2 separate regions of the Mus musculus genome follow, and region 1 is linked to region 2. Evidence: chromatin loops called from intact Hi-C (ENCODE). Cell type or tissue: heart. All regions are shown on one strand.

Region 1 (2,500 bases), 160 kb before region 2:
TTGCCTGCTGCCTGTAGATCAGGATGAAAGCTGATACTCCTGTGCCATGTCTGTCTGCCTCCTGCCATGCTGATTATGGGCTAACCTAAAACTAAAAGCAAGCCCCCAATGAGATGACTTCTTTCATAGGAGTTGCCTTAACCATGGTGTGTCTTCACAGCAGTAGAAGAGTCACTGGGACAGTGCAGCAGTAAACAAAGGCCTTAGGAGTCCCTGAAGCTAGACAGGTTCAGGAAAATCTGGAGTTCAAGTTCTCAAGATAGTCTCATTGTAGTCTTAAGGTCCACCTCATCTTCATTAGGGCTCTGAGTCTAGTCTTAGAGATTTATTGGGATTACAGATTAAAACTCTGCAATTATCTAATAAAAAAAGAAAAAGTAAATATAGATTTATAATTAAAAAAACAACTCTGCAATTTGGATAATCTCATGGACAAAGTCTAGGCTTGATTTTCAATCCAAATCTTCTTTTAATGATGGGACTAAAGAGGAATTTAAGGTCACCGTGCTTCGTCGCCATCCTAGTTCACCACAAGGGAGACTCTTACAGGAATGTGCTACAAGAGCGTGCTGGGGGAGAACTGTCCCCTGAATTAACACTTATGCACCAGCAACTTGCTGCTGGACAGACTAGGCACAAACGTGTAATCAATGTTTTCGTTGGCCACGAGTGTGACAGCATACAAGCTTAGCTCAGGAGGTCCCCGCCACATGTGCTGACCAGAACTGCTGTCTTCATAAAGCTCATCTCTGGGAGAATCTGCTTCCAAGTTCATTCTCACGCCACTGACAGGTCTCTAGGTCAACTCCAGCCTCACAGGGTCTCTCCTCAGGGATGCTACCCAAGATGATGCATCACAGAACAGGGTCACCACTCACTCCACACGCAAACTGGTTCTTCTACTTGGCAGAACCCACTGTATGCACTGAGGGTCAACTATTCCCTCTGAGTTTTTCCTCGTCTCATAGGCCGGAAGATTTTCCCCTCTGTTTTGCTCCCTGCTTATCTCTCTCTTTAATAATGCTTTTATACTGAATTTTAATTACTTGCCTATCTTAGATGTTGGGCTGTCCCAGTCTCACAGGACATAGACTAAAAAATTGTTAGTGTTGTGATTAGTTAACTGACTATCAGAACTCACGGAAAAAAACAGAGAAAAGCTAGTGGGCTGCTTTAGGGTCATGTAAGCCATCCTGGTGGTGGGTCATCTGGCCTTAGAAGGAAGCTGGAGAGGAATATTGGGAGCAGTAAATGTGTTTTGAAGTCATACTGTCGGTTAATGACAAATGCTGCCACCAGGGGGAATGCTAACACTAACTTGCAACATTTAATAGAAAATTGAGACTCTGAAGGTGAAAATATTAAACCATCACACCCTTGGAGGAACCTCACCAAGATGGGAAGTCAGAGTTTTTCAGAAAGGTGTCACTAAGACTCGATTCTTCTTTCTGTGACTTCCCCCTCTTATTAAGGCTTTGAATGGAGGGACTTAGAGTTAATTGAATTGTCAGCCAAGGGGCCTCCAACAAACCCCAGGTTGTATGCCAAAAGATACAATGTTGCTTTCTGCAAACTGACAGACCGGGTTGTTGTGGATGATACCCACGCAGCTCACTGGAGACCATCAAGCTGGTGCCTAAATCGAGCCCTCACTCCTGCATTCTCATGTCTTTGGTGCAAGAAAGGACTTGGCAGGCTACTGAAAGAGAAATGTGTACACCAACCCAGTCACAAACCCTTTGAGCTACAGTCTGCCTCCCTGCAGAATATGCTAGGGCATTGGTGGCATAGAACTGTGAGAGTAACCAACCAATGTCTGATTTGACCTAAGGCCCAGTCTGTGAGAGGGAACTCATTCCAGATGTAGGTAACCAAGAGCCAGAGGTGAAATAGCTCAGAAACTTAGGGCAAAACCAAACACGATAGGAAAAAAAAAAAAAAAAAAAAAAAAAAAAGAAAAAAGAAAAGAAAAGAAAGAAAAAAGGGAAGAAACAAACAAGAAAATAATCCCAAATGAGGCTTTCTTCAACAGCAGATCAGAACAGATGCAGAGACGCAGAGACCTACAACCAGACATATGAGAGAGAGAGAGAGAAAGAGAGAGAGAGAGAGAGAGAGAGAGAGAGAAGGAGAGAGAGAGAGAGAGAGAGACAGAGACAGAGACAGAGACAGAGACAGAGACAGAGACAGAGAAAGAATATTAAATCCTTCAGCTCAGAGCTCAAGGAAGCCCAAGCCCATGAAAGAGAAGGCAGAAAGGTGGTTTCTGTCCAAAGGAAAGATAGAGACAAAAATGAAACCCTGACACTATTGCAGATGCCAAGAAGCACTTGCTGAAAGGAGCCTGATATAGCTGTCTCCTGAGAGGCCCTGCCAGAGCCTGACAAATACAGAGGTGGATGCTTGCAGCCAACCATTGGACTGAACACAGGGACCCCAATGAAAGGGGGTAGGGGTAGGACGAAAGGAACTGAAGGGGATTGCAATCCCATAGGAAGAA
Region 2 (2,500 bases):
ACATGACCTCAAGTTCATGTGGGGTTCTATCACAATGAAAGAAGAAGAGGTTGCGGTGACTCTCTCATAACTGACAGTCTGCAGAAGTGATACCTGAAAACACAACCTCACTGCTCATCATAGAAAGGAGACCTTTCAGGTTTCATGGAGTACATCTGGCTTTTGACTGGTCAACGGTCTGAATAGCAATTCTCTCCCAGCTGGCCTCTACCCCTGGCAGGTGGCTCTGGCACTTGCCAGAGGTTGATAATTCTCTTCCCTTCCCTTTGCCCTTCGGACCTTGTATCCCTTTATCACAGGACCCCAGAACCTTTATCATCCCGTTTGTGTGACTGACCTTGACTCCACATAGAAAAAAAAAACTCATTAAACTGTTTTCAGTTTGTCCTGGCAGCCCTGCTGGGTACCTGACTCAGAGTTCCTTCCGGTTTTCGGGGTGCTAATCCTTAGCTCTGGCTGCAGACAGTTATCTCGTGAAAACTCAGGTTTCTGGCCTGTCCTCTTAGGACTTCACTGGGTGGTGCTGGTGAAGGTGGGGGTGGGCAGTGAGAACATAAACTGAGAAGCACCCACAAAGCAGAAGCCAGGCATTGCTGAACTAAAAGCCCTGCTTTCTGCCTGGATTTTTTTTTTTTTTTTTTTTTTTTAGAACCTAGGGGTGAATGGTGTACTGGACTGATTAGGCCACTGATGTGGGGTAGGGGTGGAGTTGAACTGAAAGAGGGGTGTGGAATCACAGCGGAGGGGTAAACACTTCCCCCCATTAATCCCTCAGTCCATGAAATTGTCTGTAAACTCGACAGTGGTTTATGGGCCGAACAGACCATTTGGGGAGCGGTTTACAGGCAATACATGAACAAAATGAGAGGCTGTGTGTTTTATAGGGTGCTCCATCGGTCCAGTATTTCTGGGTGTGGTGTTTCTGTTGAGCACAAAATTTCCCCCAGGATTCTTTTTCCTGAACTCTACTGGGAAAGAAAAACAAGGCTCAGTTGAAAGTTTATCCCAATGTGTGTGTGTGTGTGTGTGTGTGTGTGTGTGTGTGTGTGTGTGTGTGTGTGTGAGAGAGAGAGAGAGAGAGAGAGAGAGAGAGAGAGAGAGAGAGAGAGAGAGAGAGAGAGAATTTTCTGCCTTTCTTCCTAGATTAACTAACTGGCCAATTTGCACACACACACACACACACACACACACACACACACACACACACACACACACACACAGAGAGAGAGAGAGAGCTCTATACTGCCACCTTCTGGTTTTTTAGAAATTCTGGAGAAGAAACTAGTCTTTCATGTTCACATGTACTTCAGACCTGATAGATGTCACTTCTTGTTCCAGCAGCTGGTGACAGGTGACTAGTCCTGTGAAGGAACAGCAGGGACATAAAAGTAAAGTAAGCCGTGGTACACATGATGGCCGAATCACATCCGGGTACTGGAGAGCCCATGACTGGGGTCAGAATAGATATCCTTAAAAGGACTAAGCTGACCCCTAAAGGAGGAGCAGAAATTATTGGTGGCAGGGAGGGTAGCATGAACGGAGATCACAGGAGGACTTACAGAGGGAATCCAACGAAAGAGAAGATGTCCCTGTGGGGTTAGTGCCACAGCCGCAAGCATTTTTCTTTAACACGTGCTAAGCAGACAACGTTGGTGCAGAGGCAGAGAGAAGTTATTCAGCTGGTGCAAGGGGCTCCAGTTCTGTTAAGAAACCCAGAGGGAAAAAATGGAGTCTCTGAACACCTTCTAATCAAAGGAGCAATGTGTTTGGGGTTGCCTTTCAGTTGCTTAGCTTAGGGAAGATTGTAGAAATACATCTTAGGGACAAGACAAGAGGCAGACCATGGGGTTTCCCCAAGTTCTCACCGTACCTTAAGTTGGTTGAAGATAACAGGATAGCAGAATTTACACTGAGTGATTGGCAGTTTTCAAAAGGATAGTGAAAATTAGCTACACAAACTGTAAGTCATACGCAATGGCTCTGGATGGTTTTGACTTTTGTTTTTGGTGAATACTAAGTTAACTTATTTTTTAAAGCTCAAGAAATCTAAGAATACCATAATAGGGATTGGGAAAGTAGCTGAGTTAGTGGACTGCTGGCCTAGTGTGCACAAAATCCTGGATTTTATTCCCAGTATAGCATGAATCAGAAGTTAGAGGCCATCCTTGACAACATAGTGAGTTCCAGGTGAGCCCAGATTATTCACTGACCCTGTGTCACTAAATAATCGTTTAGTTATTAATTCAGTGTTAGTCTCGTACAGAGAGTGAAGGAGTGAGCTCGCCAAGCACAACCAGCAGGGATGAAAGGCTAACTCAGTGAACAACAGAAAGACAGACGGACTTCTGAACAGACACACCGACCAGCAGAAACCACTGGGGAAAGCAACAGTCAGCCAGTGCGACTGACTTAGAGTCCCAAACAGCTATCTTCTTCTGGGTGAGACTTCAAACTAGTTCTTCCTGCCACAGGAAGTTCACATATTTTAAAAGAGTTTATT

The links. Peaks named below come from ENCODE experiments on the same cell type or tissue, not always from the same donor. Only the 100,000 strongest peaks of a DNase experiment are listed, where the experiment ranks them.
Region 1: it touches region 2 in a loop (4-fold over the local background); 20 of 42 quality-filtered maps call a loop at or near these places.

The regions. Positions count from the first base shown.
Region 1 is chr3:138,404,292-138,406,791 of GRCm38, reverse strand. No RefSeq gene overlaps it. Among named protein-coding and RNA genes, the nearest start is that of Adh4, 10 kb to the left of the region's middle. In heart, a CTCF peak has its summit at 1,293 (motif pointing right); no DNase peak of the experiment used is centred here.
Region 2 is chr3:138,239,428-138,241,927 of GRCm38, reverse strand. 0610031O16Rik (RIKEN cDNA 0610031O16 gene) reads left to right here and starts at 2,265. Exons shown (of 3, transcript NR_045760.1): 1 at 2,265-2,439. In heart, a CTCF peak has its summit at 1,301; a DNase peak (open chromatin) is centred at 377.